Regions from separate parts of the Homo sapiens genome. Here all the other regions are linked to region 1. A link is a contact called in ENCODE Hi-C or POLR2A ChIA-PET data. All regions are on one chromosome and are shown on one strand. The core of a region is the stretch at or near the end of the contact, and the rest is flanking DNA. Distances in the headings are between cores, read along the strand shown.

Region 1 (3,668 bases), core at 579-3,078:
TCTACTAAAAATACAAAAATTAGCGGGGCGTGGTGGCGCTCGCCTGCAATCTCAGCTACTCAGGAGGCTGAGGCAGGAGAATCGCTTGAACCCGGGAGGCGGAGGTTGCAGTGAGCCGAGATCGCACCATTACACTCCAGCCTGGGCGGCACAGCAAGAGTCTATCTCAAAAAAAAAAAAAAAAAAAAAAAAAAAAAAGCCGGACCGGTGAGAAGACTAGACCTCCTAAAGGTGGAGGCGGAGCTCAAAAGCCGGACGCTACTGGACGAGGCTTAAAGCGCTCGCCCCAGCGCGGGGCCGGTGAGGAACGTTCACCGTGGACCATGGTCGAATAATGTTAGCGTGCACTCGGGGCCTCGCCCTAGCCTTCTGCAAAGCCTCGGCCTGCGCCCTCGGCTGCATCCGTTTCGACGCCAACCAACCTCATGCTCTTAGTAGAACGGCAGTAGCGACCGCGCCCTCAGGCCCACAAGCCCGAAGGTCTGGGCAGGGTCTGGAATGGCGGTGGAGACACTTTATCCGCAGGCGTTTCACCTCGCGCCCCACCCAGGCGCACACCAAGTTCTTGGTACTCCTTTTAATGGGAAAACAAGAACAGACACCATGGTTGGATAAATGTTATTTATAATTCATGGGCCGGTCTTTGAACCCTTTCAAACAAAACCCACAGCGATTTCTTTGAAAGAATGCCTGGACTGTGCTCAGAGCTCTCAGATTTTCTCAGGACCAACGAGCCGCCGCCTCGCAGATACCACTGTAAATTACCCAGCGCCTTACGTTCGTTTCTGATTATTTGCATTGCAGTGGGTTTGTTAATGAAGGACAAGAGTTTAGAAAAATCTTTTATTTTGGAAGTTGGACACGCAATCGACCCCAGCAGTGTTCCTAAAAGGAGCTATGCCATTTGGATGGGGGAAAAATGAGGGGGCGGGGAAGTCCATGTTACATTTAAAACAACAACAGCAACAAATTAAAAGCAAAACAAAACAACAAAAAAAAGGAAGTGGAGCAGGAGGAGGAGGTGGTGGTGGAGGAGAGGGAGGAGGGGCAGCAGCAGCGGCAGCAGCAGCAAGGATGGAGTCAGGACCCGTCCCAGTCCCGGGTGAGCGCTTTTGGATCTGGGTTCTGGCTCAACCCACGTAATGCCCCAATCTAAAGTTTTCTACGTGTGTGTGGATAGGAAAGTCTAAATAGAGTTTATCAGAACCCAGGTGGTCATTCTCTACACTCTCTCTAGCTTGGACCCGAAGAACAAAGGCACATGAGAGGAGAAAGGTGACCAGCTGGACGATGACGGTCACGTCCAAACGGATCCCCCTTGTCCTCGGCTCTCTCGTCCTGAGAGTGGGTTTAATTTTTTTTTTTTTAATTTATATAAGAAGGGAGCTCTTAAAGGAGAGCCATCTCCACCCTCAGGTATCCATCACCCAGCTCCAGCGCGCCTGGGAAAACCGCCCCGAAAGTCCAAGAGGAAGCTCAGAGTTGTAACGGCCGCGGAGCCAGCTCGGCGGTGACGCAAGGTCCAGTCCAGATTGCCAGGCCCGGGGCATGAGAGAGGATCCTTGTAGGTTTCGGAGGTGGGGGGGCTGCACTCCATTGTTCACTCCGGGCCAATCAGGGTTGGCCCACTTCCTCCCAGCCAATCTCCCTTCACCCCCAGCCTCCAACCCAACCCACCCCGCCCATCAGCCCCTGGATCCCCATCACCTCCCCCGCATCCCCGGCAGTTCTGGGGAAGCTTCGTGACGCCACAGGTCCCGCCCCCAGCTCCGGCCCGGGGCTAGTGCGTGTTGACGTCATGCTGCGTGCGGGCCGGTGCGGAATCGCTCCTTCAACTCCGCGGGGCAGTAGGAGTTAGTTAGCAAAGAGCCGAGGCCGGGCGCGCGACCCTCGTCCTTCTGCCCCTGGCCGCACACTTTGCGCACATCTCTTTTTCTGCATGGTGGATATTATTTTTCATTATCCTTTTCTGGGTGCTATGGGTGATCATTCCAAGAGTAAGTATTTCTGTGTGTGTGTGGGGTGGGGTGTGTGTGTATGCTTAATATGCAAAATTTCTAATGCAGAAAAATGTTTAGTGGATTCTACAAGTGGCTTCTATTTGTCAGAATAGTTTAGGAGAGGAAAAACGAATGCATGTCTCCTGCAGGACTGCTTATCTTTGGGAATCCTGTTGTTTTATTTTATAAGTAAACACTATTTCTCAAGCCGGCTAGGATGACTTCGGGCTGCGAAATCTGCTTCTGTTTTGCGCAAAGGCAATTAGGTTTGATTTAGGGATGTGGGTTTTTTTTTTTTTGGTTGTTGTTTGTTTGCCTTTCGGTTTTTCAAAGCTAGGAAGCTTTCTTTCGCTTGCTCTGGGATATTTAAACTAAGAAATGTCTGAGAGGATGAGCGGGGACTGCCGAAAGACGATGTGTCTGTGTTGGGATAGGAGGCAGCCGCTGTGAGTGGGAGTGTGTGAGCGGAAATGCCAGGACAGCACCGTTAGGTGTTGATATCCAGGCGTCCGCAGTGCCTGTGTATTTACTCTCTTCTTAGTTTCGTGTTTGCGTTTAGTTTCAAGACACGTCGACAAAACGACTGTCATTAATGAATGTAATAACGAAATATTTGGGGTGGGGGACAGAAGAAACCTTCAGCAATCCACAAGATACTGGTTTTTCGTTTCCAATGCCCTGGACCTTTAGAGAGCTCATCATCTTTCCTTATGGTCGCAAGTCTTGAAAGAAAGAGCAAGAGAGCGAGCGGGTTGGGTTGGGGCTGGAGTAGCCGAGGCCGGCCTGGGTCCGGGCAGTCAGGCCTGACGCGGCCCCGCGCCCTTCCCCGGCAGAGAAGCCCGGGACGGCCATGTGCGTGGGCTGCGGGAGTCAGATCCACGACCAGTTTATCCTGCGGGTGTCGCCCGACCTCGAGTGGCACGCGGCCTGCCTCAAGTGTGCCGAGTGCAGCCAGTACCTGGACGAGACGTGCACGTGCTTCGTGAGAGACGGGAAGACCTACTGCAAGCGGGACTATGTCAGGTGAGGCCGGCGGGAACGCGGGCTGGGCCACCGCGCGCAGGGGCCGGGGCCGGGACTGGGGATGGCGGCCTGCCCGCGCGCCCCGGCCCTGCCCAGGGAGAAGGCCATCCGCATCCCGCACGGGTGCCGCAGCGCTCCCCCGGGCCCGGGAATGCCCGCAGGCGGGTCACCGCAGTCTCCTGGTGGCCACAAAGTGTCCTGGGCGCGCGCCGGAGCCGTAGCAGCCAGGGAGATGAGGGCGGCCGCAGGCCCAGCGCTGACACCGCCGCACCTTGGGCCCGCAGGCTGTTCGGCATCAAGTGCGCCAAGTGCCAGGTGGGCTTCAGCAGCAGCGACCTGGTGATGAGGGCGCGGGACAGCGTGTACCACATCGAGTGCTTCCGCTGCTCCGTGTGCAGCCGCCAGCTGCTGCCTGGGGACGAGTTCTCGCTGCGGGAGCACGAGCTGCTCTGCCGCGCCGACCACGGCCTCCTGCTCGAGCGCGCCGCGGCCGGCAGCCCGCGCAGCCCCGGCCCGCTTCCCGGCGCCCGCGGCCTGCATCTGCCCGGTAAGCGCGCCGGGGCCTGTGCCGGGGTGAGCGGGGTGTATGTGCGTGCGTGTGTGTAGGGGTACGCTTGTGTCCCTAACGAGAAGTTGTCAGTTGTG
Region 2 (3,668 bases), core at 678-3,177, 840 kb after region 1:
AGAATGAGAGATCGAGGTTTGAATTCCAGCTCTGAAAAGCACTAGCTTTGTGACTCTGTTCAATTCTTAACTTCCCGGGTTTTCAGTTTCCTCATCTGAAGAATATAGCAAATTTATAAGGATTTGAGATAAATATTTATTATATACCTTGCACAGAATAGGTGATCAATAAATAGTTATTAAGGTATTCAAGAAAATGAATGCCTAGAGAACTGATTTGGGTATGCAATCTGTCTAGCTGAACTGAATATTATACTACTGGGTCTCAGTCTCAATACTCAACTTCTCCTATTTCACCCACATGCTAAATAACTATAAATTGCTTGCTTACCACCCTCCATTTTTTTCCACAACACTTGGAAGGAGGACAGAAAGAGACAGCAATAAAAAAACAAATATTCCCTTAAAATAAGTAATGCATATAGAGATAACACCTTCATAAAAAACAAAAAGAATTGCTGGAAGAGCTTTATTTCATTTACAGTGAGGGAAAGAACAGTACCACCATTTATTCATTTGATCCTGTTTCTTCCTCACACTACCATCACATTCCAAAACAACACATTATTTATTGCTATTAAGGTGTTATGGATTTGCTTTTCTATGCTAAAGTTCCTCTGCATTCACCAGAATGCAGTAGGCTACTTAAGCCAAAGATCCAGGGCTATAAACCTTGTTCAGTGCAGTAAGATCACTTTAATACTATTCTAATCTTGGAATGCAGTTATAAAGATAGATGATGGCCACAGAGTGCTACTTACAAACAGAAATGGTTCTTATGCAATCTTAAAAGATATAAAAAACTTAGCACCTGAAAATGTGTTAAAAAATTCCCATATTCTTCCAGTCTATTTTACATACCTGAGAATCTTTTTAGGAATCTGTGATGGAGAAGAATGACTCCTCTTCTTCTCTGAGTCCTGTAGTAATGCATTCTCTGCTCTACCCTTCTCCATGACTGCTGCCTGGTCTGTCCTAGCCTTGCTCTGATCCACACTGAGCTGGCCTTGAGCAGGGTCGCACCTGTACATGAAGACAATGGCTGGTTTCTCACTGGACTCTCCTTTCGCCTCTGTGAACCAGTGATGGCGCTGAACTGGAGGAGGAGGCAGCATGTGAATGACTGTGCCATCCAGGCCCACCAGTTTCCCTTTCTCTCGCTCTTTCTCTTTGTCATCCTCCTCATCTGTTTTCCGACGGCGGAAGAAGCTTTTAAATGATATCCAGCGCTTAGGTTTTGCATCAGCTGCCCGCCTGCTGCCTTCAGAGTGCAAAACTGATTCAGCTTCTGTTGACCTGGTAGGGCTGGTTGGCTTGGTCCAGTTGGTGAAATGCCTCTGCAAAAGGTTACCTGCATGGTAAGGAGAAGAAGTAGAGCGTGGCGGGGGAAAGGGAGCTGGTGGCTCACTTTGGGGGCTAGTCACTAATTTGGAGGGAGAGGGGGTGACTGGCTTTATGGATGGGTCTTTCTGTACTTTGGTGGTAGGACTGTCTGTGGTCTGAGGTGCTTCAGCCTCACCACTAGGCTGAGATGTAAAGAGAGATTTGGGCCGGACTGGCGTACTCTTAGGTGTGCTCTTAGCAACATCAGCATCTGGAGGAATGGCATAAAGCTCTTCCACACTGCAAGCTTTAGGGCCAGATTGAGGTGTTTCTGGAGGAGACTGTGGGGGTTGGATTGAAGCCACAATCTGAGAAAGCACTGTGCTTGCTTTCTCTCTGGTGCTGCTGCTGCCCACCATCTGAGACTCCTGAGTGCCTTCTATTTTGGCCACAGGCTCTTGAGTGGCTCTCTGGATCTTTGCTGGGGAGCTGTGGCTGGAACTATAGCTTCTCTGTGGTGAAGACTGACCTCTGTTGAGACAGTTGTTAAACTCTTGAACCTTCTGAGCCACTGAGCCCCTTTTATGCTCTGTGCTGTTTGAAAACCCTTTAGTTTGAAGACAGTCAGTGGTTTTGCTAGTGGTGTTATCAGGCACTTTGCTTTCTGTTTCTATTTCTTCATAAGTATGGCTTATTACACTTGTGGTTTTTTCCTTCACTGAGAGTTCTCCACTTGTTCCCAGAAAACTTTTGTAGATAGCTAGATTGTCATATGCATTTGGATTGATAACAATGGGAACTTTGATAGCATTTTTGGAACTCCGAGCATAAGTTGGCTCGTCATGAATGATAATTGGAAAAGGTGGCATACCAGCATTGTTATAACTATTAAATTTAATTTCAGACAAATTAGGTGACTTAACAGGGATGGTTTTGGAGGAAATGTTTGTAGCTGTGGGTGATGTAGGTGCTGATTTGTGACAGTTTTTCCTTGGAGGAACATTTGGTCCAGTTCCACTAGTAATTAGTTCTACTTTAGGTATCTTTTGTCGTGGACTGGTGCTAGAAGTCCATACTTCTTGGTATCGAATTGCACTGGATTTTTGGAAATGGGCACTTATTTGTCCTGGTGTCAATGAAGATGATGTAACTGGAGAGTTTGGAGTAGAGGATGAGCTTTTTGTCTTGGGGCTGTTAACAGGGCCCTCGAGGTGCTCACTGGCCATGGCTGCTGACACATCCACGACAGTATATGGCTTGCACAATGGCTGTTCCAGGTTCACAACTCGGTAAGGTTTTGCTTGCTCTTCTGTGGGGACAAGGTTTATGGTTACTGCTTGCCCAGCAACATCTGTAGAGGCTTTACTTTCTTCCTTCTCAGTTTGTACAGCAATCTTGCCATCTTTCTCTTCTAATCGGAGAGCAAGGACTGCTTTGTGGGTCTCTGGAACTTTTATTGAGCTTTTGGAAGCCTGTGATGAATCTTTATCCTGATTATTACTAGAGGGACTTTCATAATTGGGCTCAATTTCCTTCATGTCCTTAGAATCTCCTGGGTTACCAGGAGATAATCCCCCATTACAAATCTTCTGGGATAAACTACTGGCTGTCTCAGAACGTGATTCTTCTGTTAAAGAAGAATCTGGTGATGTGGAGTCAGATGACACCATGCTCTGAATGCTTCCTTGTCCATAAGAGACCACAGAATTTTCCTCATAACCATTCAGGATTTCATCATAGCTGTCATCATAGTCCACAGCACAGATTCTCTGCAGAGACTTGTTTCGCAGGGGGATGGTATTCCATTTTTTGTCCACAAAGAATCGAACAGGAGACAATGTGTTTGCTCTGAAGTTGGCAAAGCGAGGTTGCCCTCTCATGCGAATCTCCATGGCCAACAGCTCTTCATCACTCTCATCCCAACTCTCGTGCTCCTCCTCCATGTTACTGAAAAGTACATCCTCTTCACTCTCCTCGCCACTGGAAAACTCTGGGTAACAGAACCGGCCCCCTTCATTACTAATCACTTCTGTGCTCCCACTCAGAATAACATGCTTGCCCTGAGTTTCCTTTATCCCACCTATCATGCAACTTGGTGGAAGCTTTCTTTCCAATGATCGTTTATAGCAATCATTTATTCTTCCCAAGAATGTTTCTCTGGAGTTTGTTTCATTTCCTCTTATCTGAGGGGCAGTATCCAAGCCTGCTATCTCCTTTAACACTTCAGTTAGTCCATTATTGTTATCTGACATCTTCTTTGCACTATCATTATTGCCATAAGGCTTAGGAACATGGCTAATTCCTTCATCATCTTCATTATTATTGTTAAGTGGTTTCTGACTCAA
Region 3 (3,668 bases), core at 791-3,290, 600 kb before region 1:
GCAGAAAGGTGCCTCTAGGGAGTGTTGTCTAGTCCTCCCGGCCCCATTTTGCTGATGCCCAGAGAAAGGAGGGACTCCTCCTCAGGTCATCCAGGGCAGAAGCTTGGGCTAGGCTTTCAGGGTAGGGTGCTTCCCTCCATCCCTGTGGCAATCAAGAAGCCCCCAGTCAGCTTCAGAGCAAGAGAAACAGAGTTCTACATCCTCTGCTTGATGCCACCACCTCCAGGGAGACTTCCAGGGTCTCCTCCAGTAGGAAGTGGCCTCACTCCTGCCCTGCAGTCCCACACTCAAACTCTCCTTGCTCCTCCTGCCCCACCCAACCATGACTGTCCTCCTGCCCGCAGCAAATCAGGCAGCGGGGCCCCTTGAGACACGAGAGATGGTGGAGAACCATTGTTACCACTCAGGGAGCATGTGCCAGGGGCCCACTCTGTCCTGCGGCTCTACCTGCATCCTCTCACTTGAACCTCGTAAGAACCTTGGTAAGTTGGGGTTATTTTGATCCCCATTTTTCAGGTGAGGGAACGGGCACAGAGAGTTTATGACCTTTACACACAGAGTGGTGGGGCATGGACTCAAACCCAGGTCTGTCTGTTCTCTGGAGAGGCACCTGCATTTGGAGGTGAAAACTACCCCTGTGGCCATATGACAGTCCACTGTGACCGGACACTGAAATGACCAGTCCAGGGGGCTTGTGGGCTGGGGTCTCAGCTTCACCACTGTGCTGCTGGGTGACTTTGGGCAAGGCCCATTCCTCTCTGGACCCTGGTTTCTCATCTGTGTACTGTGTATGTGCATGCATGCATGTGTGTGTATATATGCGTGCGTGCGTGCGTGTGTGTGTTCTGGGCTACCTCAGAGATCCATTCTGGCTTTGAGTGTGGTATATCCCATCTTGGGCTGGTCCCAAGGCTTGGGCCCTGGGATGGAAAGGTTTTAAAGGTCATGGGGAGGGGGTGCAGATGGCAGTGTGGGAGGCAGAGCTCTGGCTAAGAGCTGGGCCCCTTGGGTGCACCTCCTGCTTGCGTGTCACTGTGTAGGGCTGGGGATCAAGGGGAGGCATGGACTGTGAGGGCACGAGGGATCCGGCTCTGGGACAGGTATGGGGTTGGCCCTAGGGCCTGGATGTGTCTCCCTCCACTGCCTGCCACAGAGGGAGTTTGTCTTACAGGAAACAGCCTCATCCATCAGCGGCAATGGGGGGCTGACAGTGGCCACTCCCCACCAGCCCTGGCTGGAGGCAGACTCATAAATCCCATGCCAGGCTGGGCTGTAAATTCCTGTGATTCACATCTGGCCTCTTGGAGGACAGAGACATTTGGGGCTGTGGGGCTGGCTGTTCTCTCTTGGACAGGACAGGTGGGTACCCGGGAGAAGCCTCTTCACTGGCCCAGCAGTCTCAGATGGCCCCCCTGAGGAGATGCGATGCTGAGCCCCTGGATGCCTCAGGCCCAGCCCGAGCCATCTCTGCCCACGCCCAGGCCACCTCTGCCTGGGCCATTCCTGTGCTCTGGCCCGAATCACCCTGGAGGTCACGTGTGTGGACACACTCTGTGGCCTCAGAGATCTCATGGGGCCTGTGGCCCTGTGGGTGGAGGATTACTCAGGTGCTGGGGCAAGAGACTGAAGGCACAAACTGTTTCAATATAATAAAGAAAATAATTAGAATAAGAATAGTCATAATACAAATTAGATATAGAGATGATCATAGACAATTACCAATCATTACTATAAACATTATTAATCATTAGCTTTTAATTACTAATATAACCTAGGAATAACCTGCGGGTATAGGGTCAGGTGCTGAAGGGACATTGTGAGAAGTGATGTAGAAGGCAAGAGGTGAGCCCTGTCATGCCCGCATAAGGTCCGCTTGAGGGCTCCTTGGTCAAGTGGTAACGCCAGTGTCTGGGAAGGCACCCGTTACTTAGCAGACCGCGAAAGGGAGTCTCCCTTTCCTTGGAGGAGTCAGGGAACACTCTGCTCCACCAGCTTCTTGTGGGAGGCTGGATAGTATCCAGGCCTGCCCGCAGTCATCCGGAGGCCTAAACCCCTCCCTGTGGTGCTGTGCTTCAATGGTCACGCTCCTTGTCCACTTTCATGTTCCTCCTGTACTCCTGGTTCCTCTTTGAAGTTTGTAGTAGACAGTGGTAGAAGGAATAGTGAAAGTCTTAAAGTCTTTGATCTTTCTTATAAGTGCATAGAAGAAAACGCTGACGTATGCTGCCTTCTCTCTCCCTGCTTCGGCTACCTAAGAGGGAAGGGCCCCCTGTTCTGTGATCACGTGACTTGCTTCACCTTGTCAATCACTTAGAAGATTCACCCTCCTTACCCTGCCCCCTTGTCTTGCATGCAATAAATATCAGCGGGCGCAGCTGTTTGGGGCCACTACCGGTCTCCGCGTCTTGATGGTAGTGGTCCCCTGGGCCCAGCTGTTTTCCCTTTATCTCTTTGTCTTGTGTCTTTATTTATTACAATCTCTCGTCTCCGCACACGGGGAGAACACCCACTAAGTCCCGTAGGGCTGGACCCTACATGGCCTGGAGGGTTGGCTCCAAGAACCCCACAGTGAGGTCTCCTGCCAATCCGCATGGCATTCTGTCTTGGGGCTGTGAGGACACGGTGGGAGATCACGGCCCAGTCTGTGCATCTCTCATTCCAGGGAGGCCGGGGCCCCGAATCCACTGTCCCTTAGACAGGAAGGGGATAGGGACACTCAGACCAGGGCTGCAGCCATTTGTCGCCTTTCATCAGGACTTTTGCCACACTCAGATGCCACTGGAACTCTACTTAGCGTTTTTTAAAAATCAGCTTACTTTTAAAATTTAAGTGTGTGTTTTAGCCTCGTCTTTAGCCATATTTGTGAAATCAGGGTCTGATGTACTAGTCAAATACCATGCACATACACGCTCAGACACATACATATACACATATATGTGAAAATATACACATGAAATATATCCATGAAAGTAAACAAAGTTAAAATAGCAAATGCTCAGCTCCATGTACCATCTAACCCTGCTTTAGGTTTAGAGTGGCTCTAGTCTCCCCCCATTATGGGTGATTCCTCACTGGTGAAACAAAGCAGGTTCAGATGGCTCACAGAGCTGAGCATTTACCAGCCATTCTAGCCTTCCTCCATTTTACAGACAAGGAAACCAAGGTCCAGAGAGGTGTAGGGCCTGCCTGAGGTCACACAGCGCTGGGATTAGTGGCCAGCCTGCCTGACTCCCAGCTGAGTGATCCTTTTACGGAAGCACACTCCCTGTCTGTGGTGTGCAGGGCCCCTTCCTCCAGAAGCATATGTGGACTCACAGAGCCCTTTAGGAGACTGTGCCCTAACATGCCTCCTTCCCCGCCACCTCGCAGTGCCCAGCACCCTCACTGGCCGGCACGTGCAGCACAGATCTGGGTGTGCAGCCACTCAGCACACTGATCCACACACGTGGGCAGAGTCACAACACAGAAGCTCGCCTGCACACAGAGGCATTTGCACCAGCTCCCTGCACACTTGTGCCTGGTGTGTTCAGAGGACCACCTGTGCTGCTCATGGAGACAGGGCTTGCTCGCTAATGTCCAGCTGTCATTTCTCTACCTCAGGTCAGAGAGTCTGACCCACCTAAGAGCCTTCCATGGCTCCCTACGGCCTGCAGCATTGAGCCCCAAAA

The links. A loop is a pair of places that touch in the nucleus more often than their neighbours do. ChIA-PET counts read pairs that join two places held with the same protein, here RNA polymerase II (POLR2A). Pooled maps may share reads with other maps.
Region 2: a loop to region 1 is called in a pooled map, with 4 times the contacts of the local background. The contact joins the enhancer-like site here to the promoter of ISL2 in region 1. A Hi-C loop is called at or near these places in 1 of 37 single-sample maps with no recorded cell type and 4 of 50 pooled maps. POLR2A ChIA-PET finds 5 or more read pairs at or near these places in 1 of 52 experiments (OCI-LY7).
Region 3: a loop to region 1 is called in a map with no recorded cell type, with 6 times the contacts of the local background. The contact joins the enhancer-like site here to the promoter of ISL2 in region 1. A Hi-C loop is called at or near these places in 1 of 37 single-sample maps with no recorded cell type and 2 of 50 pooled maps. POLR2A ChIA-PET finds 5 or more read pairs at or near these places in 2 of 52 experiments (IMR-90 and WTC11).

The regions. Positions count from the first base shown.
Region 1 is chr15:76,334,945-76,338,612 of GRCh38, forward strand. It overlaps ISL2 (ISL LIM homeobox 2), which reads left to right and starts at 1,829. Exons shown (of 6, transcript NM_145805.3): 1 at 1,829-1,997; 2 at 2,834-3,023; 3 at 3,308-3,570. The coding sequence starts at 1,940. RefSeq lists enhancers at 1,564-1,858, 1,670-2,169, 1,863-1,912, 2,338-3,149.
Region 2 is chr15:77,177,929-77,181,596 of GRCh38, forward strand. PEAK1 (pseudopodium enriched atypical kinase 1) reads right to left here. Exons shown (of 10, transcript NM_001385026.1): 7 at 862-3,668. Among named protein-coding and RNA genes, the nearest start is that of LINC00597, 46 kb to the right of the region's middle. RefSeq lists an enhancer at 1,927-2,066. Within about 2 kb of position 1,928, at least 4 of the 41 ENCODE cell types and tissues checked have a DNase peak (open chromatin) inside an H3K27ac peak, as active enhancers do.
Region 3 is chr15:75,733,053-75,736,720 of GRCh38, forward strand. It overlaps the pseudogene DNM1P35. Among named protein-coding and RNA genes, the nearest start is that of CIMAP1C, 11 kb to the left of the region's middle. RefSeq lists an enhancer at 2,903-3,423. Within about 2 kb of position 2,041, at least 3 of the 41 ENCODE cell types and tissues checked have a DNase peak (open chromatin) inside an H3K27ac peak, as active enhancers do.